Regions from separate parts of the Mus musculus genome. Here region 1 is linked to region 2. Evidence: chromatin loops called from intact Hi-C (ENCODE). Cell type or tissue: gastrocnemius. All regions are shown on one strand. Links, peaks and the distances in the headings refer to the core of each region. The heading gives the core; the rest is flanking DNA.

The links. A loop is a pair of places that touch in the nucleus more often than their neighbours do. Peaks named below come from ENCODE experiments on the same cell type or tissue, not always from the same donor. Only the 100,000 strongest peaks of a DNase experiment are listed, where the experiment ranks them.
Region 1: it touches region 2 in a loop (4-fold over the local background); 8 of 42 quality-filtered maps call a loop at or near these places.

What each region holds. Positions count from the first base shown.
Region 1 is chr14:65,593,090-65,608,321 of GRCm38, reverse strand. It overlaps Elp3 (elongator acetyltransferase complex subunit 3), which reads left to right and starts at 15,210. Exons shown (of 15, transcript NM_001253812.1): 1 at 15,210-15,232. Nuggc (nuclear GTPase, germinal center associated) reads right to left here and starts at 3,055. Exons shown (of 19, transcript NM_001195674.2): 1 at 3,026-3,055; 2 at 1,559-1,619; 3 at 79-183. The coding sequence starts at 3,055. In gastrocnemius, for the core only: CTCF peaks have their summits at 10,384 (motif pointing right) and 11,102 (motif pointing left); a DNase peak (open chromatin) is centred at 11,106; H3K4me3 peaks cover 225 bases; H3K27ac peaks cover 242 bases.
Region 2 is chr14:65,980,472-65,996,613 of GRCm38, reverse strand. It overlaps Gulo (gulonolactone (L-) oxidase), which reads left to right. Exons shown (of 12, transcript NM_178747.3): 9 at 5,435-5,584; 10 at 6,071-6,235; 11 at 8,342-8,432; 12 at 8,920-9,827. The coding sequence ends at 9,048. Clu (clusterin) reads right to left here. Exons shown (of 9, transcript NM_013492.3): 8 at 15,585-15,760; 9 at 15,066-15,306. The coding sequence ends at 15,297. Among named protein-coding and RNA genes, the nearest start is that of Clu, 20 kb to the right of the region's middle. In gastrocnemius, for the core only: a CTCF peak has its summit at 8,476 (motif pointing right); a DNase peak (open chromatin) is centred at 8,490.

The DNA.
Region 1 (15,232 bases), core at 6,857-14,856, 390 kb after region 2:
CTCTGAGCATCTTCACACGTTCCTAACAGACAGAGTCATGCTATCCCATGGGCCATACCAGCATTTCACAACACTCACATTCCTTAAGAGCACTTTGCTCTGCAGAAGGAAAGGCCTGGAATTGCCGGTCTCGATGCAACCTGCGTCTTTTCCTAACAGGTTCTTTAAACAGATCGCAGTCAGCTAGGGATAAACAGAATATACAGAATTACAGGTTGAGGGTGGGCCAAGGATCTTTGCCTCTGCTTTGCCAATGCACACAATCAAAATGCCTCAGAACACCCCAGTCATTTCCACCTGTCTGTTAGCACGTTTGGAAGCAGCTCTGGGGGGTTGTCCCAATTTAGGACCTAATTCTCAGGTCCTTGTACTGGTTGCGCTTTATATCAGTGACTTTTGTATTATCTGTGCAAGGCACATGATCTTATTGTATCTGTGGTCAGGAAGCAAGGAGTAATGTATACCGGGGCACAGCTCACTTTTGCCATTTTATTCAGTCCAGGACCCCAACCTAGGGAATGGTGCCACCCACATTCAGAATGGGACTTCCCACCCCAATTAGCCCACTACAGGAACTCCCTCATAGACATGCTCATAGGCTGGTCTCCTAGGTGATTCTGGGTCTTGTCAAGTTGAGAATCAATGTTAACCACCGTGCATCTGGTTTCAACATCACTCTCTAGGTACAAACTTCTATTTGCATGTTCTCAGAAATACCACACACACACACACACACACACACAGAATTAATAAAGATTGCAGGATCCAGAGGGGTCAAGGATACCACAAGAAAACTAACCTGGACTCAAAGAGGCTCACAGAGACTGAAATACCAACCAGGGAGCCTGCATGGGCTGACCTATGCCCTCTGCCCATATGTTACATTTGTGTAGCTTGATCTTCTTGTGGGACTCCTAACAAGGGGTTGTCTCTGACTCTGCTGCTTGCCTTTCCTCCTACTGGGTTGCCTTGTCTATCATTAATAGGAGAAGAGGTGCCTAATCTTACTGCAAGTTGATATACCATGGCTGGCTGATATCCATGGAAGGCCTGCCCTTTTCTATAGAGGAACAAAGGAAGGGTGGATGGGGTGGGAGTTAGGGGGATATGGAAGAGAGACTGGTAGGAGAGGAGAGAGGGGAAATTACCTGTGGTCAGGATGCAGATGGATGGATGGATAGGTAGGAAGATAGATAGATAGATAGATAGATAGATAGATAGATAGATAGATAGATAGATAGAATGCTTCTTGGAGATTAAATTGGGGAAACCACCCCTGCCTTATGCTTCTTCACTGACATTAGCAGTTACTTCCTTAAGCAAGACAAAAATCAAAATCAGGAGCAGTAGATCTTTGAAGTCTGCAGCAGTCATTTGCTTACATGATGACTTGATTATGAGATGAAAGGCTGGCCGGAGCCATAAACTCAAGGAAAGCTGTACTTTAGGTTTATAAATATACCTTCTTGGTGCTGCCTGGATAGAAGGAGCTAATGGATTGGTTTCTGAGGCAAAAGTGCTAGAAATTATCCTAACCCAGTGCTTGTTTGCTGTTTACCAGGGGAAACGCCTTGGAATGAACTGGAATAGCCGGTCCCAAGAGGTGCTACTCCGAGCTCCTGTAAAGAGGGTATGAGGCTTAGTGTGGCCTAAGAAGGTCCTGTTCTTTGATGAATTAATGAGGCATTTCAGTGGGAACCCAGGGTAGCAGCCTACGCAGAAGTCCCAGAGTACATCACTGGGCTCCAGATGTGGGTCTCTCAAACATCATGCGCGCACACATACACGATCCCACCACCTCTTCAGTCTTGCTTCTTCTAACACAGATTCTGCTGCCTTCTGGAGCCAGCTCACACACCATAGAAGATTCCAGTGCAGAGCCACATACGTGCCAAAGCTTAAAGGGCTGACACCTCACGCGTCTGCTGTCACGGATGAAAAAGCTTGTTCCCTGGATCTTTCCATCCCAGAAAATGATTGATCTCAACTGGAGAAATCCATCCTGGCTCAACTTCAGAACCGAATTAGAACTAAATATGAAGTGTTTGCTGGCTCTGTGGCTTCAGCCAGAGAGGAAGAGGCAGAGAAGAAAAGAGTATGCTACTCTAAGGCCTGGGCCAGCTGCATGCCAAACACATGCAGGAAGCAGCTCAAAATGTCAGGATTCATGCATGGTCATCTATGAAATAGCATAAATGGGTGTCTATTTTGTAACTCAGGGACTCTTGTGTGAACAACGTTCACACAGTCTCTTAGCCATATGCACAAAACAAGGAGCAAACCCATCTATCTAGAGCTCTTACTTCAACTTTGTATTATTCAGCGGTTAATCTGATGCGAGCAGAAGCTTGGGGTAAGAATTTAGATAAAATAACAGGTTTACAATTCTTTTCTCAGTTCCCAAAATGAAAAACTACTTGGAAAGGATAAAATAGTCCATCTTGGATTTATACCATGAGTAGGTATTATTAAACGGTGGCTGGAATGAACTGGCCTGAACTTGGACCATATTTCTTGTTATCAAGAGGGGTGGAGAGAAGCAGGAGGTGTCACTATTGAAAACCGGTCCCCAACCAATGCAGCTCTACGGTCAATTTGGATCATTGCTAAAGCAAAGGGTCCCCGCCTTGGTTCTGAGCTCAGACCAAGGGACCTGGAAGTTGTAGCTCTTTTTATGTATGCAGGCAGGCTTCAGGTGATGGGTGCTACCCATATAGTTCAGAAGTGTTGATTTCATTTCCCCTAAGGGAGTTGTTTCCATAGTGGTGAGTAACATTTCCCTTTTCAGTTCTGAAAACAAGGATGATTTAATACATCCCTATTCCTGTACCTGGGAGCTTCCTTCCCAAGGCTTCCTCAAAGAGGTACTTGCTGTGGCCCAAGAGACCTTCCACCAGGCCACTGAGGGAGGCTCTTTGCCTGCACTGACTCCAAAGGGACTCATCATTCAATGAGACACTTCATAGGCCTGTCTCTCTCCTTCTAAGAAAAGCCACCTGCTACTATTCCAAGGGTCTCACCTCACCTCCTTGGATTTCATAGAGTCCAAATCCATGTTCTAGAAACCTTATTTTTACGGTAGGAACCCTCCCATACATAATTGATAGTTGAATAGGCCACTTCATTATGAATAGACTGCTTTGTTGTTTTTTAAGATTGGCATCCAGTTCTTCCTAACTTGTTAGAAAATAGCATCCAACTAAAAGAGCCAGGGATGACAGCTGTGGATGGAGTTTCAGCCTTTGCCCGACAACAGTAGCCAGGTCCTACTTAAGGTCATTTCAGGGGTGTTACCTGAGTGTGGTACCACACCCACCAATGCCTCCATTTCTTCCATGTCTGGCTTCCTCCGTTGCTCCTTTTGCCAGCTTAGGAAAACCAGCCTGAAAAATCAAAGAACAAAGAGGAAACATGTGTACATTTAAAGTACAAAAAGCAACCAGGAGGAGTATCAATTCCACAACTTGAAAGAGAAGCAAGAGAATCAAAAGTTCGAGGCCAGCCTGGGCTACACAACAGACCCCGGTGACTCATTCAAGAACAAAAATACAAATCTCCTAAAGTGAGAATACATAAATATGCTTGTGTTTTGCATCTGCCACTAGATCTCAATGTTCCAAGGAACAAGGAACAGCCTCGCTTCTCGTTGAAACCTGTACAATGCCTCATTGAAACCTGCGCAATGCACCACATTACATGTGACAAAGGTCAACATGTGACCATTGGGTTGCCACACACATGTATCTAGGGAGGTTTACTCTGATATTGCCTGAGGTCTTTAACTCCTTCTGAAGTGAGAATAAGTGTCTGGTGACCAGAGCTGTGTCAAGTTCTACACATTGGTCGTTGTGGGCAAGACCAGTGCCCCTAGTCAGGTGAGCTTGAACCTATGCCAATGCCATTTATTTCCAGCAAGTGTCATCAGCTGGAAGCTAGGATATCTCCGTGCCATTTCTCAGGGATGGAGTTTTGTTGCTAGATACTAAGCATGGAAGGAACTATGCAGTAGTTTAGTCAACGACCTTCCTCACCGCACTTCAACAGGAAGGCGCCTTCCTGGAGGTTGGTTATATGCAGCCCTAAGGCATGGGGCATCTGCAGGGGGGCGGGGGCAGTAGTATGTAAACATCCAAAGGATATGTAGAAGCTGGCCTGTGTCTGGGTCACTGGTACACAAGGCAGGGCATGCCTATGAAGAAGATCCAGGGTGCTATGGAGGGAGGCTCAGACTAGATGACACTACACAGAGCAGATATGCTGCCCTGGAACCTCTTTCTCTACCCACATAGATGGTAGTATGAGGAACACAGGAGGGTTACCCAGAGTCTGTAGCCACGACTTCTGTGGGGAAGCACTCAGCTGTGCACATCAAAAACAGAGCTACCAGCCCTTCTGAAATATGCAAAACCTTCCTGCTGCATCTTCCCCCCCCCCCCCCCCCGGGCACTAGTCTCACAGACCTTAGTGAGACAGACTCTGAATAAGGCAGACTGGACCTTATTTACACACGACCCCCAAACTAAAACCACAGCTCATCAGTTGAAATGATCTACTCTTAGCTCAGCTTGCAGATCTGACCCAAGTAAATGGCTTTTGTGCTTGGCACATACTAGTTCAATGTAGTACTAGTTCAATGTAGTGGGATGCTGATTGTGTGCAAGGTCAGAAGCACTATGGCTCTCTAGTCCATCTCCTGCAGTCCACTCTCTGGCCACCCGCATCTTCCATGGTTCTCCAGGGAAGGGAGTTCTGGTGAGTTTCCACAAACCTGTCACACTGGAAGCCCTGCCGCCTTTCTTCCCTGTAAACTACAACGCTTTATTCAAGATTTTGTTCTTGGAATTTTTTTCTTCAGTAGGGTTCCTGAATTGCTAATCATCGCTTTCTCAGGCACCTACTGTTCTGGAAATGGTCTGGTTATGAAGACCCCTCTTTTCTCTCTTTACTTCCCTCCCTCCTCCTCTTTCTTCTTTCCACAGCATGTTTCTATGCATCTTCAGCCCAGATTGGCCTCCAACTCATGACTCTCTTGCCTCAACCTCTGGAGTGCTGAGCTCATAAGTTTGTATGTAGCACTATGCCCAGCTCACTAACCATGGTTTATTTAGGTTTTCTCCTCCTTATGGAACTATGAGTTCTTCAAGGTTTTCTGATACTCGAGAAGTCTGTATGTGTATGACCGTTTGGTAATGGACAAGATAAACCTTAAGGCATCTGCAAATGCCAAGATTCTAGGTTCTTATTTGAAGTGCTTAGCAGAAATTCTGGAAGAGGAAATGCTCAGAGTCACATTTCACGAGAGACTTCTAACTTGAAATACTTGAGGCTGGAGAGATGGCTCAGCCGTTAAGAGCATTCTTGCAGAGGATCCAGGCTCAATTCTCAGCACCCACATAGTGGCTCATGGCTATCCATAACTCTGGTTCTACAGGATCCAGTGCCCTCTTCTGATCTTTGTGCATAACAGTCACACACACAGTGCACAGGCAAAACACCAATAAATAAATAAATAAATAGTCTTATGGTTTCTATTCCTGTGCAAAGCATCATGACCAAGAAGCAAGTTGGGGGAGGAAAGGGTTTATTCAGCTTAGAGTTTCACACTGCTGTTCATCACCAAAGGAAGTCCGGATTGGAACTCAAGCAGGTCAGGAAGCAGGAGCTGATGCAGAGGCCATGGAGGGATGTTCTTTACTGGCTTGCTCAGCCTGCTCTCTTATAGAACCAAGACTACCAGCCCAGAGATGGTCCCACCCACAATGGGTCTTCCCACCCTTGATCACAAATTGAGAAAATGCTCCACAGCTGGATCTCATGGATGCATTTCCCCAGCTGAAGCTCCTTTCTCAGTGATAACTCCAGCTATGTCAGGTTGACACACAAAATCAGCTAGTACAATAAATAAATAATTTTAAAATCACCATTACTGGGGCTGGTGAGCTGGCTCAGTGGTTAAGAGCGCCGACTGTTCTTCCGAAGGTCCTGACTTCAAATCCCAGCAGCCACATGGTGGCTCACAACCATCCATAACGAAATCTGATGCTATCTTCTGGAGTGTCTGAAGACACACTACAGTGTACTTACATATAATAAATAAATAAATAATTTAAAAAATCACCATTACAAAAACTAAACCACATATGGCCACTCTAAGTAAAGCCTGTCAGTGACTTCAGCCATAAAATGAGGAAGTCACAGAGAACTTTGCTATTTTCTATAGAATAGTGACTTGGTGAGCCATCATCACAGAGAACATTAGCCATCATGTCCCCACTATGGACACTGGAGACCAAAGAAAATGTATGGTCCCACTGTTGGACAAAAATCTGTAGTTTGCCAGGACCAATCTGTATTCTAGAATTCAAATTCCAGGGGCAGAAGGAATAATGAGTCCAAACAAAACCCAAAGAACAATTGACCAGTGAGCAAAAGCACTATTGCCTTACTGACGTTGGGCTACACAAACACTTCTCAGACTCTTGGATTTGAAGATGCTCTGAGAGTCGTCTTGGGGCTAAGGCTCTTTGGCTTCAGAGCGATGTAGATTAAAGCACATTTTAAAAAGTACACACAGTTTAGGGAAGACGCAAGCATGCTCACTGGAGTCTGGAACACAAGCAGTGGTTTGGGCTTCATTCAGGGTCAGGGGTAAGTTCAACTGACTTCATTTACTACAACAACAGTACATGATGTCCAGAATGGTCTGTTGGCACAGATCTGTGCAGGGTTAGACTGAGTTTAGCTGCATCAAAAGCAGACACCAAATCATGAGCCTCTCACCAAAAACCATCACAGTTCCAGTACACAAGGAACTTGTGACCGCTGACTGACACATGGAAATAAATGGGAATTCCTTGGAGTTATAGGAATTCAGGTTTCAGATTCTTCGTGCCAAATCCAAAGACTGTGTAGAAGGGCAATTTGGTTGGCAAACTGAGACGCTATAAAGTGGACAGGAATCCTCCATGAAGACAATCAACAGAAACCTCCAAGGGGCAAGACGGTCAGTATGGAACTGACCGCTCTAGTGGCAAAGGCCATTTTGCTTCTCATTCTGCTACCAACCACAGAGCTGTGGAGCGGTGGGACTTCTCACAAGTCACCTTGTCATTCTGAGCCACCTCGGGCCTCCCATCCATAAGTCAAGGTGTGTTCCCTGGTGTAACAGATGCTGAAGAGATGAGCATCCTCATTTTGAAATGTCACCAGCAGCTTAACAGTGATGAGGGCTCCCAAGCTATGGAGCAGTGCAGTTAAGACAGCCCCAGGGCCAAGTCTTAAAGAGACCCACACCAGAATCTGCTTCCCTGCAAAGGGAGGTAATAATGGTGGAGTATGGTGGGAAAAAAAGAACCAACACAAAGCAGTTCACCTGTAGACTGTGCAGACCAGAGAGCTTCTTCACGCTCGGGTTATTTTGCTTGCGTTTCAGTTGCACGATCAGCCTTCTAGTTTTGCTTTTAGGGCTTATTTACATTTGCATGCTCTGAGCCCAAGAATAGCATCTTTATGTGATGCTCTGTGGGTTATGCTAGCCCGGGGACGGGTGCCCAGTGCTGATTTTCTGTTAAAGTAACTGACTTCTGACAGTTATTCGTGCCTCTTTCAGCCTCCCTATCTTTCGCTTGTCTTTGCTTATGGCTGTATAAAAGGACAGTAAGGAAGGTGATACAAACTCAACATCCCTCCCAGTGAACAGCTATGGAGAGTTGAATTAAAGAAGGAACGTCAGGTTTCTTATTTTATGGATATGGACTCTGAAGAATAGAGAGGGCAAGGAACTTGTCCAGAGTCGCACAGTAAGGTAATCGTCACTTCACAGCAAGGTCAAGAGCAATTATTCTACAAAAGCTCTCAAGCCAAGCCTTCAGATTCCTGAAGGAAAAGAGGTGGTTACCATTTAACCAATCAGCCAGTGTGTCCAATGTTAGGTACCCGCCAGAGGCAGAGAGGGCATGCAGTAATGTGTTTTTTTGTCAACTTTCCACCTAGGTGAATAAGTGAGTAAGTAAATAGATATTATCTAGTTCTGATGAAACAAAATTTAACCTTTCCCCCCCCCCACTCCCAAGTTTGTCACAGCAATGAGATGTAGCATTTTTCTTTTCATGCACCCATGTGAAATCAACAATTCCTGAAATAACTGTTTTTATTTTGGGAGGAATGATTTTGGCTTGCCTAAAATGATGTTTCATTTTTTAAAAAAATCAAAATAATATTTATTCTGTAATATTTTAGTATATTGGTACTTACATGGCCCTAAAACTCACTCACACAAGCAGTGTACTGGCTAGTTTTGTGTCAACTTGACACAGCCGGAGTTATCACAGAGAAAGGAATGTCATTTGAGGAAATGCCTCCATGATATCCAACTGTAAGGCATTTTCTCAATTAGTGATCAAGGGGGAAGGGCCCCTTGTGGGTGGGACCATCTCTGGGCTGGTAGTCTTGGTTCTATATGAGAGCAGGCTGAGCAAGCCAGTAAAGAACATCCCTCCATGGCCTCTGCATCAGCTCCTGCTTCCTGACCTGCTTGAGTTCCAGTCCTGACTTCCCTTGGTGATGCATAGCAGCGTGGAAGTGTAAACTGAATAAACCCTTTCCTCCCCAACTTGCTTCTTGGTCATGATGTTTGTGCAGGAATAGAAACCCTGCCTAAGACAAGCAGGAAGGGGAAATTCATTTTTTCTTAAGTACTAACTCCTCTTGGGCTAAGGGCTCAGTAGGTAACAGTGCTTTTCTGCACAAGCCTGACAACAGCCCCACCCTCGGGACACATGTCAAGGGTGAGCAGGAGGATGTCCCTCATTCTGGCTTGCTTGCTGAGGCAGGAGGCGGAGACAGGAGAATCAGCTGGAAGCTCCCAGGCTACCTGGAAAACAGCAAAAGAAACAACACACCCTGCCTCAACAAGGTGGGAAACAAGAAACCTGTAACTCACTCTCTAAAGTCAGCCCATAGAGGAGAGACGAGTCTCCCATACAGAATTCCAGTATTTATATGGCTACCCCATCCTCACAGGCAGAAGCACAGCTCCCCACTCCGTGGGCCCTTTCTGTGTGCCGGCTTCCTCCAGGGGACTACAGTATGGAAGCCAGAGGGGAGGGAGGAATTTCCCAGTACCACCCGGCAGCCAGGAGATCCAGGGCAGGCCAGCAGCACCAGCTCCAGGAGCTGTTGTTTATTCTCCCTGAGGTGTGACAAGAATGACTTCAGCTCTGTGGTCTTCCTCCCCTAACCCCTAATTCTAATCTAAGAAGGAAAAAAATACCAGAAAAAAAAATGCCAATAGCGGAGAATCCTACAAAGTTCCAGGCCAAAAGCCTTCCAGATTGTCAATACCATCAAAAACAAGAAAGGTCGCAGGTGACAGCCAGGAAGAACCTATAGAGGCAGAACAGCCAAGTGTAATATGGTATCCTGGATAGGATCCTATAGTAGATCCGGGACCCTGGATATACACTCGGAACCACCATTTCACTGAGACACAGACACTACTTAGCACCGATGCAGTCATATGGACTCACTCATAACTAACCTACCACTCCAGTATAACCAAAGGCTACAGAAACTATTTTCTCAAGTTTGCTGTATATCTAAAACTATTCATTTTAAGCCTCTATTATTTAAAAAAAAGAAATTCCACAAGCCATAGTACAAAATACATAAGAGAAACAACTTACCAAATGTTGTTGAACAGAGCACGAAAAGCAAAAGGTCCCCCCCAAAATCCCAAACAGTGTTTGCTTCAGTTCCAGAAGTGAGCAGAGCCACATCTACACACCGCTGGTGCAGACATCAAAGACTAGCTGGATAGGGCCCTTAGTGGTCACATTCACAAAGCCACACTTACAAACACAGCGGAAGTGAAACTAACCACAGAAGGTTATTTGCCCCAGCCTCCTCCCCCAATATGCAGCTATTCTACGTTTTATTTTCATTTAAACTTCAATCACACGTGAACTGAGGACTGTGCACACACACACACACACACACACACACACACACACACACACCGCTGTCTTCCCACAATCAGGCAGGACTGGACCGTTTTTCCTTCCTAAACAGTTTTCAGCATCCTGCCATGACGGATGCACTTCCTCTGAGGATAGCTGCTATCCAGATGGATGCCGGGCAGGAGAAACCAAGGGCTGGTTCCCAGATACCCAAATGTGCATGAGGGAGGTGGAAGACACAAACTCAATGTTACCCCCAAATACATTCCATTTGGATTTGGATTTGGATTAAAAAAAAAAAAAGTAGAAAGTCAGGTTCAAATAACTCTTTTGGAAAATTAAACTTTATATCTTAAAAAAAAATAACTATTAAACGATTTATTTATTTTATGTATACGTGTACTCTATCTGCATGTATACTTGCATGCCAGAAGAGGGCATCAGAACTCATTACAGATGGTTGTGAGCCACCATGTGGTTGCTGAGAATTGAAAGCAGAACCTCTGGAAGAACAGCTGGAGTTCCTAATTGCTGAGTCATCTCTCCAGCCTGTTTTTTTATTGTTATTTATTTATTTTTTTTAATGTATCTGTTTTCTTTTAAGACAGGGTCTCAGTACGTAGCCAAGCCTGGTGTTGAACTTACAAAAATCCTTACATTAAAAAAAACCCAAAAAACAAATGTTTTTAGAGTGCCACCCAGTAGCAGAGAGCAGAAAATAAAACCTCCTTCCTTACAAAGATTGGCTACTCTGTTGATCAAACCGAGTACAGGGGAAAGTGAATTATTTCAACCTCCAGCTGCAGACTGTTATTTCTGGCCATCAATTTGATCATTACTACACAATGCTCAGGGACTCTAGGTGTGTGTGTGTAGTCAGAAAATAACAAAATTAAAATGTGGGCAGAATTAAAGATAAATATTTACAGTATCTCAAAAATTGCTTTGAATTTTTAACAAAACGGGTCTTCCCTACATAAGCAAGATACTGAAATAGAAATATGAATTTCAGAGACCTTCCCCCTTACATGTTTTGCACTTTCTTTTTATACTTTTGCCAATATAAATTTCAAAACAGAGACAATCAACATGAATATCACAAGATCACCACATACAGTCATACAATACATGCTTAGCCTGCCCTCTCCTGGCGATTTTCAAGCCACAACGGCTAACTATATTCAGAAGTGCTATTAAATCACTTTAAAGTAGGCTGGGAACTGTTAAAGATGCCTGGCTTCTGTTTGTTTTGTTTTGTTTTTCGAGACAGGGTTTCTCTGTGTAGCCCTGGCTGTCCTGGAACTCACTTTGTAGACCAGGCTGGCCTCGAACTCAGAAATCCGCCTGCCTCTGCCTCCCGAGTTCTGGGATTAAAGGCATGGGCCACCACTGCCCAGCTGATACCTGGGTTCTTTATGGCAGCCTTAGCACCTGAAACTGTACATGGACACTAATATCAGGTTGATTAGAAGTCTGGTCACTCTGCCAGGATGGATTCCCACGGAACTCAATGAAAGTATCTGTACTGGCTAGTTTTGTGTCAACTTGACACAGCTGGAGTTATCACAGAGAAAGGAGCTTCAGTTGAGGAAATGCCTCCATGAGATCCAACTGTAAGGCATTTTCTCAATTAGTGACCAAAGGGGAAAGGCCCCTTGTGGGTGGGACCATCTCTGGGCTGGTAATCTTGGTTCTATAAGAGAGCAGGCTGAGCAAGCCAGGTGAGGCAAGCAAGCCAGTAAAGAACATCCCTCCATGGCCTCTGCATCAGCTCCTGCTTCCTGACCTGCTTGAGTTCCAGTCCTGGCTTCCTTGGTGATGAACAGCAGTATGGAAGTGTAAGCCGAATAAACCCTTTCCTCCCCAACTTGTTTCTTGGTCATGATGTTTGTGCAGGAATAGAAACCCTGACTAAGACAGTATCAAAGCCAATGAGAGAATTTGCATATAGCACCACCGTGCCCTACCCAGTCACTGTTCCGCACTCCAGCATGTTTATAGACGAACCGTCCAAGTGTCCGTCAAAAGATAACTCGTCTTCTCTTCTGCATCAGATCCCATGAGCCTCTTCACATAATCAAACAGAACACTTCCTCTTCTTAATCCACCACACCTCCCCTCCCCTCTCCACTGGATCCATATGCAAAGCCACTGCCATTTTGAATCACACCCTCGTCCTCGGACCCTTTACCAGCTACCGCCCCATTTATCTGTCCTTCCTTATGACAAATCTCCTCAAAATTATCTGAACTCACCCAACCTTCTCCTATGTACCTTTTATGAACTATCCTAGTTTGTGTTCTGTGGCTGCAATAAAAATCCTATCCAAAAAGCAACTTCAGGAGGAAAGGGTTTCTTTGGCTTACACTTTTAGACCACAGTCCAGAATTGAGAAAAGTCAGGGCAGGAGTTCAAGCAGGAAGTAAAGTAGAAACAGCGAAGGGATGCTGTCGACTGGCTTGCTCCCAGGTTCATAGTCAGTTATCTTTCTTATACAGCCAGGCCCATCTGCTTAGAGATGGTACCATGCAGTCGAGCTAGGTCCCCCTCCATCAGTTAGCAATCAAGAAAATGCCCCACAGGCCAATATGATAGAAACAATTCTTCAGTTGAATTTCTTCCAACTGTGTCAAGTTGATAACCAAGATTGGTGATTACATAAACCTACTCCAATGGAGCTGGGTCTCTTCTTCTTCCCCCAAACTGTTCTCATCAAGGTCTCCCAAGGCTCCTGATCAATACAATCTTCATCTTCCTTGACTCATCTACAGTATGTGACACAGTTGATAACTCTCTGCTTCTTAACATATTTCTCTTGGCTTCTAGGTCTCCCACTCTCTGCTGGTTTTCTCCCCACACCCCAGATGTCTGGCCAGTTTTCTTGCTAGTTATTAGTCTTGTCTCTGATCTGATAATCATGGGAGATTCTTTACTTCTTTTACCCTGTTTCACAACTTTAAACTCCACCATACACCTAAAGCTCTCAACTGGGACCTCAAGCACACCTCTCACAGTTTGCCACTCATCAGATCCAAAGCCAGCCCCCCCCACACACACACACTTCATATCAGATAACAACAACTACATTATTCCCCTTCCTTAATCCAAAAGCTGAGATCTCATACTGAGTGTCAAGGTCTCTTTTGTTTTTCCCACACTGAGTGGAAGATTTGTGGAAATCATAAAAAAAAAAATTTCAGAATCTGAACAAGTCTTAGCACTTCCATGGCTTTCCATCCTGATTTGAGACACCTTAATCTCTTGCCTTACTTAGTGGTTCCCAAACTTTGATGACATTGTAGTCTGCTTTGGCAGTATTTTTTTTTTTTCTGTCACTGAGACAAAACACCATGACCAATAGAAACTTGGAGAGGAAAGGGCTTATTTGGCTTCCACATCATAGTTCATTACTGAAGGAAGCCAGAGCAGAAACTCAGAGAAGGAACCTGGAGGCAGGAGCTGATGTAGAAGCCCCTGGCTTGTTCAGCCTGCTTTCTTATAGAACCCAGGACCATCCCCATCCCCAGAAGGCACCTCCCACAATGGACTGGGCCCTCCGACTTCAATCTCTACTTAAGAAAATGCCTTACACTCAGATTTTATGACTGTCTTTTCTCAATTGAGTTACCCTCCCTCCAGATAGCTCTCGTCTATGTGTCAAGTTGACATAAGACCAACCAGCACAGGGCCACAGAGGATTTCTGTCTTATGTGTTGATTCCGAGATACACATTCGACATCAAAATCTACCGAGATGTCAAATAGGGAAGAAGCGGAGGTTGAACTATAAATCTGAGAGTAGAAAGATGATATTTAAAGACCATGGAACTCCAGAATCGCTAGAAAGAGACAGGATCAATAAGACCATTATTAGCTTGAAGTGAGACAGAGATATCTATAAGAGACTGAAATAATAATAATGATTGAAAATTCTAGAGTGGGGGGCCCTTATCTAAAAAAATATTTTCAGGGAAGTTAGTTTTGTTGACAAGAGGGTGGTATTAAGATAATTTGGTACACTGAAAAATCTCAAAGTCTTGACCAGGACAGTTTCAGTGTAGTGGTGACAACCAAGTCAGAGCTACCTCAACTCTACTGGGTAATAAGAAACTTGAAACATCACACCTTCCATTCTTTATTAATATCAAGGATTCTTAATCTTTGGTCCATACACAAAGGAGGTCATGGAAGGGTTTCAAGAAAAAGTTATTCCAAGTCCCATCTCCAGATGTTGCAAAATTTTGTACATGGTGTCTCACCTAGTGTTTTCAAGATTGTCATCAAGAAAAATCAGAGACCCAGGAATCCTCTAGGCTGCAAAGCCTGAAAGATCAAACTGATACTTGCTTCTTGTTTGCTGTCTTTTAGGGAAATCAGAACTTAGCGTTATCACACTGAAGGTTTAATGTTCATGGTATGTGGGATTTCTATCCCATCTCTATGTGTGGTGTATCTGAGCTCCCAAGTCCCCACACAAGGGCTACTCACTTCCAAGATTCTTGAAATAGGCACTTAGACAAGCAACTAAGTGCAAGATAAAGGTCTGGTATCTGTCTTCATTTTGTGCCTGTCTCCTTTATTTTGGCTGAAGGTACAAAGATTAATCGTCCTAAACCTACAAGTCACCTTGAGTCCAGAGAAAACAAAGTCTCAAAGGCTAGACTCCTGCCTATATAAGGACTATTATTCGTCAGGGCTGCACCTTGGAGCACTGAATGATCTCACCTTGTAGGAGCTAAATGGATCTCCGGAAGGGATGCAGCGATAAAGACTTTGACCACCTTGAAAACCAGAACTGAGATAATGATCAACCAGACCACATCTTAACCCAGGACTGTTTAAACATACCTCTTGTCTCCTGCCCTCAATTCTTCCATAACTTAAAAAAAAAAAAAAAAAAAAAAAAAAAAAAGGTATGTCAACACCCCGGGTGTCAGTGGGAGGGCGAATCTGGTCTCCTTTATGTCAACATTGTTGGCTATACTAGCGACAAGTGGCCCAGCCCCTCTTGCAGAAGTTGTCAAAGGCCAGGCTTTTGCTTAAGGAACTCTGGTTACAATTCACTTTCGTCCCAGCTTCTTGGAGAAGCGTCTAAACTGTACTATCGTTACTTCCCAGATCCACCTTTCTGGTCCCCAGGAATTCTCCAATGCCCCACTAAATCACTGTGCACATCCCCTCCCAGTCTCAGAGAGCTGGGAGCTGCCACCTAGACAGGGCGGGGCTCCGCGCTCCGCCTTCTGGGAAGAGCTTTATGGTACAGTCGCTGTGTTTTCA
Region 2 (16,142 bases), core at 3,764-11,763:
TTGGGGCTGTGAGCTAGTGGACTGGGAGAGGCAAGGGGGATGTGTGCGTGGATGTGGGTGAATCCACATAAGTCAGGAGGAGGAGAGGTAGGAAAGTGGGTGGGTGGTTTGGTGGATGGGTGGTCTGGTGGATGGGTGGTCTGGTGGGTGGGTGGGTGGGTGGTCTGGTGGATGGGTGGTTTGGTAGGTGGGTGGTCTGGTGGTGGATGGGTGGTTTGGTAGGTGGGTGGTTTGGCAGGTGGGTGGTTTGGTGGATGGGTGGTTTGGTGGATGGGTGGTCTGGTAGGTGGGTGGTCCGGTGGTAGATGGGTGGTCTGGTGGATGGGTGGTCTGGTAGGTGGGTGGTCCGGTGGTGGATGGGTGGTCTGGTGGATGGGTGGTCTGGTGGATGGGTGGTTTGGTAGGTGGGTGGTTTGGCAGGTGGGTGGTTTGGTGGATGGGTGGATAGACTCTAATGTTAGTTTTTGCATTGCTGAGACAAACACATGAGAGTTATTTTAAAGGGCAAAAAGGGCATTTTGGCTCACAAGTTCAGAGGTTCCATCCACAGTCACTGATGCCTCTGCCATGGAACTGAGGCAGAGACTCATGATGGTGAAGGCACAGTGGCGAGGGACTGATCACCTCACAACAGGAAGGGAGCAGAGAGAAAGGAAAGGTCTAAGGATAGGTAGACATTCAGACACATTTGGACACTGACCTAATTCCTCCAACCAAGCCCTACCTCCTGTTAGGCCACACAACTATGACATCACTGACGGCACATCAACCTGCTGATGCTGATAAGGGTAGCACCCATCTCATGAGCTAATTACTTCTCAAGTAGCACCTGCTAAAAACTAAGCCTCTGTGTGTGTGTGTGTGTGTGTGTGTGTGTGTGTGTGTGTGTGTGTGTATGTGTGTATGTGTGTATGTGTGTGTATGTATATATGTGTGTGTATATGTATACCTGTGCATGTGTATATACATACATATGTGCATGTATATATGGATATGTGTGTACATGTGTATATATGTATGCATGTGTGTGTGATGTGAATATGGGTATGTGTATGTGCATGTGTGTATATGTGTGTGCATGTGTGTGTTTGTGTGTATATGTGTGAGCACACACCAGGGTGTGCTGTCAACACCAGGCATCCATTTTCTCCCCATCATTTTCCTCCTCAGATTTTAAGACAGTCTCACGGTGCTTATCAATTTGACTAGACTCTCTGGCCAACAAACCCCAGGATATACTTGACTCTACCTTCTCAGCACAGGGTTACAGGCAAACACTGCTATCCTGGCTTTTTTTCTTTCTACATGGGTTCTGGAGAGTTGAAACTTAGACCTTCATTCTAACCCAGAAAGCATTTTTATTATTGCCTGAGCTATCTCCCTAGACCCAAGGATGAAGCTCCTAACACATGGACTTTGGAGAGGAACACCACACCCAAACCATATCACTGGCTATCTCTGAGAGGAGGAGGTGTCAGCCCAAGAGTGAATAGCAGACACAGACTAGATGGCTTTGAGCAACTAAGGCTGACCTGTTAGTCACTGTCAGAGCAAGTATCCCAGTGGTTCTGAGGCAGTAGATTCATTCCATGGCATGCTGTTGGAAGTGGGAGGGACGTTGTGATTGACAGGGAGTCACTTGAAGCTTGGTCATCCAGGTACTTTGTTCTGGGTTGTCTTCCTGATGTAAGGAGATGGGGAGACAGGGATCCTGCCTTGAGGAATTTGATGTTGCTGCCGCTATGGTCCCCTTCCAGAAGCCTTCCTCTTATTGCTTTCCAGGCCAGCTATAGAGGACACAGGAATGTTGGATACATAGCACACGACTTTGTCCCTTCCAGGCAGGTGTGACAGGTGCTGGGACCACCCTGCACCACCCTGGGGCAATGCTAACTATGTTCTTGGCATTGCAGCAAGTCCACAATGAACAATTAGGGTTTTCATAAAGAAAAAAAGATCCTGTACCTACTTCTGTGTGTGTGTAGATGTATGTGTATGTATGTGCATGTATGTGTATGAATGTCTCTGCATGCTTGTGTATATGTGTCTGTGCATTTTCTTGTGTGTCTATGTGTATGCACAGATATGCATACATGTATGTCTGTGCGTGTTTCTATGTATATGTGTGGAATGTGTGTATTCGTGTGTGTGTGTGTGTGTATGTTGTGTGTGTGTGTAGATTTTAAAAACAATGGCGAGTCGGGAGTGGTGACACATGCCTTTAATCCCAGCACTCGGGAGGCAGAGGCAGGCAGATTTCTGAGTTAGAGGCCAGCCTGGTCCACAAAGTGAGTTCCAGGACAGCCAGGGCTATACAGAGAAACCCTGTCTCAAAAATAGATAAATAAATAAATAAAAATTAAAAACAATGGCATGGTGAACTTTTGAGAGCCAAAAGCTAGGAGGCAGCTGTATCTTGGCCCAAGAAGCACTGATCTCTCTAAAAGTTCCCTAAGGAGCTCTCAGCATTGTTTCTAAAGACAAGAGTCTAACCCAAGACCTTCCCAGGACACTGCCCCTCCTTTTTTTTAGAAAAAAAAAAAAAACCCCAACACTTTATTTATTAAAGCTAAACATACAAAACTGAAATTAACACACACTCTAAAAATTATTTTCTTCCAATTAACAGGAAGACCCTTTTTACACTGGCCCCTTTTAGCTGCTTATTCTTGGCAGCATTGAATCAAGGCTTCCAAGGTGTAGAAGGTGTCTTAGTTAGGGTTTTACTGTTGTGAAGAGACACCATGACCAAGGTAACTCTTCTAAGGACAAGATTTAATTGGGGCTGACTTACAGGTTCAGAGGTTCAGTCCATTATCATCAAGGTGGGAACATGGCAGCATCCAGGCAGGCATGGTACAGGAGGAGCTGAAAGTTCTACATCTTCATCTAAAGGCTGCTAGCAGAATACTGGCTCCCAGGTAGCGAGGATGAAGGTCTTAAAGCTCACACCCACAGTGCCATGCCTACTCCGAAGAGGCCACACCTACTTGAACAGGGCCACACCTTTAAATAGTGCTTCTCCCTGGGCAGAGCAGATACAAACCATCACTTTCCACTCCCTGGCTCCATAGGCTTGTCCAAACATATGAGTCTATGGGGGCCATACCTAAACATAGCATAATGCAAAATAGGTTTAGTCCAACTTCAAAAGTTCCATAGTCTATAGTAGTCTCAACAGTGTTAAAAGTTAAAAGTCTCTTCTGAAATTCATTCAATCACTTAGCTGTAAGTCCCAAAGCAAGTCAGAAAACCAGCTGGGAAAACTCCAAACTCTGCATCTCCATGTTTGATGTCTTCAGATCTCCAACTCCTTTTTCATCTTTGTTGATTGCAACAAACTTCTTTCTCATGGGCTGGTTCCACTCCCCGTTAGCAGCTTTCCTCAGCAGATAGCCCAGAGCTCTGGCATCTTGAACATCTTGGGGTCTCCAAGGCAACTTCAATGTTACAGCTTCTTGTTTCAATGTCTGGGATCCACACATGATCTGAGATCCTCCAAAGGGCTGGTGTCACTTCTCCAGCTCTGCCCTCTGTAGCACTAAGCTCAGGTTGATCCACTCTACTGCTGCTGCTCTTCTTCCTGGTCATCCCGTATCTTCGTGGTACTGGCATATCTTATATATTGGAGTCTTCCTCTGCAGCTAGGCTTCACCAGTAGCCTCTCATAGGCTTTCTTCATGGTGCCAAGCCTCAACTCCTTTACATGACCCCTTCAGTCACGGGCCATCAACTGTAACAGGCTGCACCTTCACCCATGGCCTTCCATGGCCTCTCACAGTGCCAGGCCTCAGTTGTTCTTCATGACCTTCAAAACCAGTACCACCTGGGTGACTCTTACCCATTACCAAGTACAGCTGCAGCATGAGGTACAACCTTGACTATGTCTCTGGAACACAGTTTTTTTGTGCTCTCAGAAAACACATCCCAGATTTCACCTCAATGATGCTGGTCTCTTCTTAATCACCACTGATTTCATAGCTCCAGCTAACCAGCATCAACTGTCTTAGTAATCCCTTCTATTCTGGACTCTAAAGCCAGAGCCACATGGCCAAAGCTGCTGAGTTCTGCTGCTTGCTGGGGCTGGAACATGGCTCCCTTGTTCTATTACATTATCACCAGCTTTCTGTTTTCCAACTCCTTCACTGCCTAAGCTTGGCTGTTCTGGAACTTGTTCTGCAGACTGACTTTCAACTCAGATCTGCATGCCTGTCTCCTAAATACTGGGATTAAAGGTGTGGTCCACCAAGCCTAGATTTAAATTTTTCTTGCTCTGTTCTAGGCTGGCCTTGAACTCAGAGATCTGTTTGTCTTTGTCTCCAGGGAATAAAGGTGTGTACCACCATGCCTGGATCTAAATTTATTTGGGTAGGATCTTGCCCCAAAGCCCTACTCCCTTAATCTGCTATCTCCTAGAACATAGATTTCAGCTCTATTCTATTCTCTGGTTTCCCTTTAATATTTAAACCATATATTTTATACTTTCCCTTTCTCAGCTTGCTATGCTTGTTCACAACTCTCTCCATGAGACTTAACCAGAGAACAAGTCTCTGCTGGGCTTTTTTGAGACTTCCTTTGTCAGCGCAATTAATTGGCGTCTCTTCACCTTAGCCTCAGGTAGACTTACAGACAAGGGCAAAAAGCAGCCATGTTCTTCACCAAAATACTACAAAAACAGTCTCTAGGCCACATACTGACATCCTTCTCCACTGAACCCTCTTGGGCCAGGTCTGCACAGCTGAAATCACTCACAGCAACAAAGTCTTCCATATTCCTACTGGGATAGCCCATTAAGCCCCACTTAAAACATTTCATGGCTTTCCAAATCCAAAATCCCCAAATCCACATTCTTCCAAACAAAATCATGGTCAGGCCTGTCACAGCAATACCCTGGGCCCGGTACCAACTTCTTTCTTAGTTAGGGTTTTACTACTGAGCACAGACCACCATGCTAGCAGAATATTGACCTCCAGGCAGCTAGGATGAGGATCTTAGCGCCCACATCCATAGTGCCACGCCTACTTCAAAAAGGCAACACCTTCTAATAGCGCCACTCCCTGGGCTGAGCATATACAAACCATCACAGAAGGAGAGTGAATGGAACATTCTTTTTGGAGCTAAACCTGGCAGGCATCCGCTAAAATTAAAATTCGACTCACCCTTGCCCTAGCTAGCCAGTAAGGCTTGAAATATGGACATTTGTTACTGTGTGTCGTGAAGTGACAAGACACTGAGCAGAGTCTTAAGGGCCGTTGGTAGGTGAAAGGTGAGATAAAGCAGGGGGTGGAAGGCACTGTTCCTACCTGGACCAACACCACACTGGCCCAGCCTGGATACAACAAGGCTGCTAGGAGACGAGGAGTGAGGGCCTGTGCACACACAGCTGACACGGTAAATGCTGGGCCCCCTAACCCCCCTACCCTGTCACCTGCAGCACCTACCTGCCACGCCTCGTGGGCTGGATCAACCGCTTCTTCTTCTGGCTGCTGTTCAACTGCAAGAAGGAGAGCAGCAACCTCAGCCACAAGATCTTCTCCTACGAGTGTCGCTTCAAGCAGCATGTCCAAGACTGGGCCATCCCCAGGTAGGGGTACCCCCAGGTAGGAGCACCCCCAGATAGGACTATCCCCAGGTAAGACCTACCCTTGCCGGGCGTGGTGGCGCACGCCTTTAATCCCAGCACTCAGGAGGCAGAGGCAGGCGGATTTCTGAGTTTGAGTCCAGCCTGGTCTACAAAGTGAGTTCCAGGACAGCCAGGGCTATACAGAGAAACCCTGTCTCAAAAAAAAAAAAAAAAAAAAAAAAAAAAAAAAAAAAAAGACCTACCCTAGATAGGGCCATGCCCAGGTAAGACCTTCCCAAGATAGGCCTATCCCCAGATAGGGGCCATCCCCATGTAAGACCTTCCCCAGATAGTGCGCTCCCCCAGACATACCATGAAAAAACGGTTTCCTCTAGAGCTGGGCCATGAGCATCCCAGCTCAGGCCCAGGTCCCCTATATAAAGCCATGGAGGAGGAGGATTGCGGTAGTCCCTTCTTACTCTGAAGTCTCTCCTGGGCGGAGGGCAGGGAGAAGACCAAGGAGGCCCTGCTGGAGCTAAAGGCCATGCTGGAGGCCCACCCCAAGGTGGTAGCCCACTACCCCGTGGAGGTGCGCTTCACCCGAGGTGATGACATCCTGCTGAGCCCGTGCTTCCAGAGGGACAGCTGCTACATGAACATCATTATGTACAGGTGAAAGCTCTCTGCAGGGTGTGGGGTGTAAGGAGCCCTCGAGTGCAAAGGGATTCCTCTACTTCTCTAACCTTCCAGTGCCATCTTCTGAGGCCACCTTCTCTTTCTCTCTCTCTCTCTCTCTCTCTCTCTCTCTCTCTCTCTCTCTCTCTGTCTTGGTTTTTCGAGACAGGGTTTCTCTGTGTAGCTCTGGCTGTCCTGGAACTCACTTTGTAGACCAGGCTAGCCTCGGACTCAGAAATCCACCTGCCTCTGCCTCCCAAGTGCTGGGATTAAAGGCGTGTGCCACCACGCCTGGCGAGGCCACTTTCTCTATTGGCAGATTACACTGACATCTCACTCCTTTGAGTTCTTAGAATGCTCCCTCCTATAGAGTCTTGTGACGTATACCACTTATAGGCTAGGCTATATCGCTATATTCTAGCATCAAGAGTGAATTAATACCAGTGAGGAATATTTATTATTTATGAGGATTATATAACAAAATGAGCAATATATTCTCACTCAGGTGCCCACCCCAGTAAGATCTCTGCTGGCCTGGAAGCCAGGCTATGTTGGGATGGATTCCGAGGCTAGTTTAAGTTCAACAGAAGAGAGGCGGGTACCTGATGTTGGGTTCCTGCCTGCATAGGGGTACTTGTCAGTTCCAGGGACTGAACCCAAGCTTGTGGCTGGCCTTCTTTTCTCTCTTTTTAGCCTGCAGGAGGTGCCTGAGGGAATTAGTCTTTTCTGGTTTCTTGCTAAGATGTATCCCTCATCTACCACCCACACCACCTCCAGTCTTGCTTCACACCGCCACGAGACTCAGGCCTTCTCTGGCTTTGAAAAAAAAATAGTGGCCACCTTGATCTTTCTAGGGTGTTCTTCCCCCATGTGTAAGGCCTCAAATCCTTGCAAAGCCAGGGACAGCTGAATTCAGTTTTTAGGGGGCCTCAAAGAGTCACAAACACTTTTCTGAAAGACTCACTGAAGGAACTGTCGTCTCGTTCATGGAGGATGTAGCTATGGTAAAGCTTGTGTGTCAGCTGTCTGTGTGTCTCAGCTTCTCAATCCTCAAACGCAAATGCAGAAGTGAGGGATGCCACGGGATGCATCTGAATGCGTTTGAAGTGTTAGCGCTGACGTCAGCTTTGGAGATCAGTCACCATGGGGCTGAGTAGCCGGGCAAGAGACCAACTGGAGAGCTTCATTAGGTTACACAGCCTTGCTTTCTAGACATGGATAAAGTCATCTGGGGATTCCACAGCACTGGCCAAAGTACCATATGTGTGTGATATGTGTGAGCATGGTATGTGACTAGTATGGGGGGGTGCTGTGCATATTTCATGCACATTATGTATGTGTGTATTGTGTGTGAATACTAGATGTGTAACTATTGTGTGTGTTGCATTTAAGTATTAAGTATTGTGTAAAAGTATGATATTTCAAATTTGTGCATTGTGTGTCTATTATATGAATACTGTATGTATGAACAGTGTGTGGGTATTGTGTGACAGTCGAGAGTTGCTTGCAATGAGGAAATATTCTGGCAAACACACCATTAACAATTTTATAACAATAAACATCACCCTGCACAGCACCCCCCTGCTTGTCCTAGGCTGCATGCCTGTACAATACATTGTATCTATTGTATATATGATGGTGGCATGTGATACATTGTATCTATTGTATATGATGGTGGGATGCAATACATTGTATCTATTGTATATGATGGTGGGATGCGATACATTGTATCTATTGTATATGATTGTGGTGTGCGATACATTATATCTATTGTATATGATGGTGGCTAACCTGTGTAAAGCGATAACCTGGACAAGAGGAATTTTTCAGCTCCATTACCCTTGGTCAGTCTTTGGCCAAGATTAAACTCACAGTAATGTCCAGATACCAACTGATGAATACAAGAGGGGACAACGTCTCGGGGAACCCTTAGGGATGTGCAGTGAGCAGGCATCTGTCCTGGCTGGGCTGATCTGCAGGGAGAGCCAGCTTAATCTCCAGTCACCTGCCAGATTAGGGGCAGGTCAAAGAGAAGGCACCTGAGACAGTGGAGGCACATCATGGGACAGAGCCGGATAGCCACCTTCTTCCTCTCTACTTTAGGCCCTATGGGAAGGATGTGCCTCGGTTGGATTACTGGCTGGCCTATGAGACCATCATGAAGAAGTTTGGAGGCAGGCCCCACTGGGCAAAGGTAAAAACATTCAGACATTTCCCCATAGCCACGGGGCAACTGCTGTGCACCTTATGTCCACAAGAGGGCGCTCCTCCCTATTAACTCTGAGGAATCCTCCCAGCTTCTTAGTGAAAGGGCACCAGAATATGCCTTTCCTGCACTCTGGCCCCTGAAGCCCAGATCCCTTGGGAATCATCCTAGAGATTTCTTTCACTTTATTAGATTTTCCCATGGAGCTAGCGAGCAGGGTAAGGTAAACATCAGTGTGCCCACTTAACAAATAAAACAGTTAAGGAAGGCCTGTGTAGTGGTGGGACCGAAGCTGGGGCCTCCATGCTATCATGGGGTGCATTTTAAGGCCTTTTAGCGTTATCTTCAAGACCCCCTTCTTTTTGTCGGGGGAGGGGGAGGGCGGGGCAGTGTCAGTGCAGGCTCAGGATCAGTGCAGCCTTGCTTGACATAGTTCTGTGAGGACAAAGCCCGATGCTGCTGATTGTGTCCACAGGCCCACAATTGCACCAGGAAGGACTTTGAGAAAATGTACCCCGCCTTTCACAAGTTCTGTGACATCCGCGAGAAGCTGGACCCCACTGGAATGTTCTTGAATTCGTACCTGGAAAAGGTTTTCTACTAAAGTAGAAGCAGAAGCAAGCTGCCCTGACCCCTCACTTCTGCTGCCTTGGGGGGGGGGGGGCAGGGCAGTGTCTCACAGGCACAGTGGGAGACGACCTCTCCTGAACACAAGGAGGGGCTGGGCTCTGGCCGAGGCCTCTGCCTTCTTTATCATCTTCATAACACCCCAGGCAAGAAGTGGCCTCTCACTCAAATTCCTGTTTGCATCTCCACGAGCCATACATAAACTACAATCATCTCAGGAAAAGGGGTTCCCCTTGCATCATATCTGTCCAGGCTAAGGATTTGGTCCTTCTAGGTTCTACTGGTCCACCAAGTATAGAGAGATCCCTGGGGCCTGCAGTTTTCCCTCCCTCTTCAGAAGGGATCTCTTGGCAACAGAGGTAGCATGAGGCATGCTCTGCTTACTTTTATCCTTAAAGGCCTTTCAGATGCCCAGAGTCTGTCTGTTGGTCCTGAGCAAGCCATCTTCCAGATGGGTCCACGTGGCCTTCTGACTGCCATGGCCTGGCCCTCACAGTGTCTCTTTCGGGTGGTGTTTAGAGTGGAATTTGCCTCGTCTTCTTAACCAGTTCCTGTTAGATCCCTGTGTTTTCTCCCTTCACCTCAGAGACAATTCTTTGGGCTGGGATCTCGCCGTGTCCCTGGGTTTCCCTGGGTCTTGGTTTCATCTTTCTCTTCACAGAGATGATTTCAGTTTATTTGTGGCCTTTCTGGAATGTTCCTTGGAGAGCCAATATGTTCCAGGTACTTTGTCAGAATTAAAAGACTCTGAAAGATATCTTTTTGCCCTTGAGGAATTCATATTTTAATTCTTTATCTCGTAGAGAGTTAAAATGCAAAATGTTCTTACCAACAGAATTGCCAGATCAGCAAAGGGGCAAAGGACTTGGATAGATATTTCTCTACAGCAGGTACACAAGGCCCACGGACACAGAAAAACATGTTCAATATCATTATACCCTAGGGAATGATCAGTGCATCCGTGATCAGTATCATTGCACTGATCATTAGAAAAGTGCAAATGAAGCCACAATGACACATTAGTATCAACAATAACAAATATTTAAGGGCAGAAGCTTACTTAAAATATGATGAGTTTTGAAATTAGTCTTATAACTTGATTGCCTATTTCTCATGTGTGTGAATGCCACGTTGACAAGCCAAAAGTTTGAACATGCCCACTGGGAGAAGCTTTGGGGCCGCAAGAGTCCACACTAACTCCAGCCAGAGTCTGCAGCCTTTGGGCTGCCTGGCAGACTGGGGCCTATGAAATCATAGGTACCTGAGCCCAACATGAATCTCTCGTTATAGATGTATTCATTGGTTGCTTTTCTTTGGGCCACTCTGAAATGGATTGGTGCTGCTAACAAGAGTAAATGTGGGCCTGGAGAGGGCTCAGAGCGTAAGACCATGCCTGGCTCTTGTAGAGGACCCGTGTTTGATTCCCAGCACAGGATCAGAAGAAGGCTTACAGCTACTGAAGCTCCTAGCTCTCTCTTCTAGGCTCTGAGTGTCTTGGGTGGAGGAAAATAATAGCAAACTAAACCCCAAGGTATTGGAAATCTCCAGTTTCCAAATCAACCCACCCCTGCCCTTCCACAAAAGAAGAAACCGAAGCTCAGAGAAGTAAAGAGACTTATCAATATCTCAAAGCAAGCTACAAAAGGCGATGTCTTTAAGCTCTTCAACCAAAGGTAGGGGAGTTTGAGACAGGCTGCATAGGCATGTGGAGAAAGGCCGACTACTTGTTGCTTAAAGAGAAGGTAAAGCCCAGAGCTGTCTGCTATCAGGATGCTGTGAAGAACACGGCCACCCAAGCCCCGCTGGGACCAACATGGCTGACTACATATGCCTACTGACATCCTTGGCTTCTCTGTAATGGCCCCATCCACCACTGGGCTTGTAAGACTGCTTTTCCCATTATTCCTCTGATGCCACGACACATCTGGAAAGCCCCGTAGAAGGACAACAAGAGGTGAACCCTGTTCTGGGGAAATCCACACTTGTTACCTCCCACCCGGTTTTAACTCACAAATAACCCCCATCCCATTAAGTTTGCTCATTAAGGGGACTATCCAGAATCCCCATGACTCCACTCTTGAAAAGCCCTCATTTCCTCAAATGTCCTTCTGTCCTTTCCTTGGCTGTGTGTCTCTCCATGCCCATGCTTAAACAAGCATGGATTGTCTTCTTTTTAATGGATTTTTATTTATTTACATCCCAAGTGTTGCAATCCCCTTCCTGCCCGCCCTGCTCCCCTTAACAAGTCCCAGACTTCCCTTCTGTATTTACTGAACTCCAACTTTACTCGTACCGGCTCATCCTAAAGATGGTATTTTTACCCCAGCAGTAGGCCAGGAAGAGCATCTGCTACTGCTGGAGACAGGGGCTCCTTCCACAGTGTATACTTTAGATAGTTTACATCTCCATGCTTAAAGTCCATGAACTGAGCATTCTATTGCAGACAGACAGGCAGGCAGGCAGGGACTTGGTCCAATGACAGATCTGAAACCCCCGTGTGCCTTCATTCTTCAATTCCTAGATTGCTTGGCTAGCCCAGTGTTGTGGAAACACACATTCTAATGGCTAGGGCACCTGTGCATCCTTAGGAGTTCCAATGGGTGTGATTCATTCTCTCTCTGAGCTGGTGTCTTGACAACTGAACAACTGACAACTGAGCAGGTGACTGCATCCTACAGGAGCCTCAGAGCTCACCTGGCCCCTCTTTTTCTCGTCTGCATACCTGAGGAGTATGGCACCCATCCTGCCGACTCTCATGTGCCACCCTTGTGACCCTGAGTGATGTGTGCTGAGCCCCCCCCCCCGATTTCTCTCCTGTTAGTTCTGTCCCATGTTCCCGAATTGGCTGAGCTCCATCTTGTCAGCAGCTTCCCAGTCAGCTGAAGCCAAAGCCTGCGGAGCCAGCTCTTCTGTCCCCTGGTGGCAAACACTAGCTTCCTCTCTGGCTGTGGAAACTCATGGGTATTGAGGTGTGTCTCTGTCTGCCAAGCCTGGACTCTAAGAAAGTGGACAGTGATCATCAGAACATGCAAGGATTGAAAATCGAGTTAACAGATGGATGCCAGTGTGTGCTGTGCCTTGGATGGGGCGGGGTGGGAGGTACAGCATCAGTCCTCCAGGCTGAATCTGGGTGAGAGGCGACCAACTCCACTTCTCTCCAGATGCCCACTGCTCCCCATACTCCTCAGGTATGCAGACGAGAAAAGGAGGGGCCAGGTGAGCTCTGAGGCTCCAGTGGGATGCAGTCACCTGCTCATCACTCTGAGGTTCTTGCCAAACCGGAATACAGGAGACACTTAGAGGCTGATGACAAATGGTCCTTGTGCCCCGGAGTCTCTGGCTCTAGATAGGACAAACTTAGACAAGTTGACCAGGCCACCTGTGTGGTGGCCCAAATGTGCATGTCCCCACAGGCTCACATGCCTGACCATTTGATCTCCAAGTGGTGGAGATGTTTGAGAGAGGTTATAGAACTATCAGGAGATGAAGCCCTCTGGGTTGTGTCTGTACTACCAGCCAGAATAAGCACTTTCTCTCATCAGTTGCTTTTATTGGGGTCTTTTTGTCCCAGCAATAGGAAGTAAGCAAAACTAGAGAATGGATAAACTGTCACCTGAGAGGCTTCACTACGACATTGTATGTGATCTGCCAGGAAGGCAGATGGGTAGAGGTGACTGGCGAAAGTCACTGAAATTCACTAACAGAGGGAAAGAACACAGAGCTCAGGGGACGGGATCTCTCTAGGCATCCCATGGTAGCCTCTATGGTAGCCTCTTGCAGATCTCTGGACTGAGTCTCAAGCTGTCTCCAGGAGGGAGACAAGCTGTACACAGGAGAAAATCTAAACCTAATGTGTGTGCCTGCCATGGCTCAAACAAACAAACAAAAAACGAAAACCTGACCATGAATGTCTCAGAGAAGAGAGCAAACACTGAGCTCCACATACCATGGCTGGCTTCAGATTTACAAGTGAGGTCCTCTGGTCCTTGTAAGCTCCCTGCCTGTGGTTTTGCCTAAGACAGATTCTATCATAAGAATGGGAGATTGGGAGCCAGAAATATAATTCCAAAGAGCCTAATCACATAAGCCAAGGGGGTCTTAGAATGGGAATCCACAAAGAGGTGTAACGTGACCACGCAATGGGGAACAGAGGTCACTAAAACCTGATGATGTCAGCTTTGCCTTGATGTCTTCTCTATGAGACAGGGCCTTTCAAAGACTAAGAAAAGCCCAGACATTTCCAGAAAATTCCAAAAAGGAGTCACCCATGTGGTTGTTGTTTTCGTGTTCTTGACATATGTTTATAGATATGTTTATAGATATTACATAGCCAGAGAAAGGCAGTAGCAAGTTATGTTGAAGGCCTTCAAGTTTCAAAGAACTAACTCCTTCTATCTTTAGTGCCTGTTGTTTGCTGTGGCCTTACACATACGACATCATCCACAAAGATTGTGAACCTTGTGAACGTGAGCTGGGAAAAGTGGTCCTTCCTTCACCCCCGACCTGTGATTTGCCCTAGGATACCCAGAAAGATAAAGGTGGAGTCACAGAGGTGCCTGGTACCAACTAACAACCATCTTTGTTCTCTTGAGTGCCTGTACAAGCGAGGGCAGTTCAGATCAGGGTGTCCCAATCCACAGCAACTCCATTCCAAGCCTAGACGAGTCCTCCTCTGCTTCCACTTGGCTCAGAGACAGACAGAGCTTCTGCTGGACTGCAAGTCACTGAGCCTGGGCAAGAACTGTGCAAACACTGATGCTGCCTGGCCGTCATGGAGTAATGGCGTAGTCAGTGTGGCACACCACAATAGGGATATTAGCATCAGAGGTGAAACTGGAAACAGCCCAGAGGCAAACAGCTCGTTCTGAACCTCGTGAGCTTTCTCGTCACAGTGTAACAACATTTGTTATCTCGCAGACTGGCTCCATGCTCACTGGTCCTACACTGTCTCTTCATTTTCCTTGTGCATACTCAATTGACCAAGCTCCTCTAGAAAACACCAGGAAAGACTAGGTCTGGAGAGGACACTGCGCTAGAAGCCTTGGTAGCTATAAGGCCACAGTGAATTCCTTGGGTTTCTTCATCTGATATTTACTAGCTTCAGAACTAATAACTAAATGCCCTCTGTCATTCACTATGGCTTCTCTCAACTTCTGCAGATAACACACTAGATGTGCGCCATAGGGATGTAGACTATGGCTGGACAGCGTCACCTGCTGGCAGCACCTGGTACTGCAGCTAACTTAACAGTTCAGGGTGAGCAGTGAACTAAAAAGCAGTGAACTAAAAACCATGAAAGCAGAGAGATAAACAACCAATAAAGGGGTATAGACTGTATGGAAGGACGGTGATGTGAGATGCCATGATTCAGAAGGTGCCCCAGGTTTCCGAGTTCTTACAAATAAAATCTTCATGTGGCTTCCTGCTGATCAGTTTCCTCAGGGAATTGTCAGTTACACAGTAAAACACCCACTTGTCCCACTAGCAGCCTCCTTTGCCTCGATGTCAGTGCCTCCTCTGGGAGACCGCTCCACCTTGTCAGAACTCACAGACAGTGTTGTAACGGGAAGGGAAAGTCTCTGACTTCAGGAATTCACCTCCGTGGCTCATTGGAACATACCTCTCTCAAAGCTGAAGGTGCCCCAATTGTCATGAGTACTCTACAGTGTATGGAGACCCCTATATAGTCTCAGCTGTTCATTTTTATATGCATGACCTCGTGTCGCTCTTTGGTCTCTTTCTACCCATGTGTTCTGAGACAAGATCTCTCACTGGAACCTGAGGCTCACCGAACACCAGCAAGTTCCTCTTTCCTCTGTTCTGATAGCGCCGAGGTTAAATTACAAGAGGGTGCCACCATGCCTGACTTTTCCAAACTCATGTTCGTGTGGCAAGTGCTTTAGCAACTGACCCGGCTATTATCCTTGTTTCCCCTCCATACCAAACCAAGATGTGCAGCCTGCAGGAGGATTAAATAAAAAACAGACCCAAGGGACACGTATCGCAAGGCGGCTTTTATTGGATTAGTTGCGTGGGGGAATCAGTTCTTCCCGAGAGCAGCAAGTGCAGGCATTAGTGTACAGAATCCAGAGGAAGGGCAGGCTGCTTGGGTGAGGCCTACTCGCCTGGAGACATGTGGAGTTCTCTAGGGGTCTGCAGCCACCTCGGGGAGCTGGGAGATTCCCTCCCAGACACTCCTACATATAGGAAGGTGATGCTTCTATCTCATTCCGCACTTGAAAAAAAAAAAGAGGAGAGTGGATAAGAGAATCAGTATCCCCCAAGAAGCAGCCGCCAACACCCACATCCTTAACCATCAAGGAAAAACATTTCCCAGAGCAAAGAAAGTAAAATCCCCGGGGTTTTCCTAGCTTCCCCGTGGGCTCTGGCCTCAGGGATAGGCCACGTGCCCAGAATGCATAGTCTGTTCCTTGTCTGGACTCCTGAGGACTTTCCAGGCCTCCAGGGTCTTGTTTACCAGTCCCTGGGGTCACAGAAAGGCTGCCCGCTTACCGGCTTTTCCTGCGGTATTCCTGTAGCGCCTTCTCCGCCACTGTGTCCATAAACTTAGGGTTATCCTTAGAGACTTCTTCTGGTAACACCACTGTGATGGGGTCAGAGTCAAACAGCTTCACCACCACCTCAGTGACACGGGAGGGGACCTCTGAGTCAGAGGAATGGGTGGTCACCTAGAGGAAGGCAGGAGAAGTGTCTCTACGGGATGGCTGCAGAGTGCACCCTTCTCTGTCAAAGGATATGGAACTGCCCTTTGCCCCCTTCAGCCAGATATGGATCTGCGGGTTATCTGTCATTTCTGGATGCCTAGAGAATTCCGAGCAAAACTATCTCGGTTTTTTTGTTTGTGTGTTTGTTTGCTTGCTTGCTTCTTTGTTTGTTTTTTCGAGACAGGGTTTCTCTGTATAGCCCTGGCTATCCTGGAACTCACTCTGTAGACCAGGCTGGCCTCGAACTCAGAAATCCACCTGCCTCTGCCTCCCGAGTGCTGGGATTAAAGGCGTGCGCCACCACGCCTTTAATGTTACTTAAAAATGACTAGCCAAGTAGGCACTC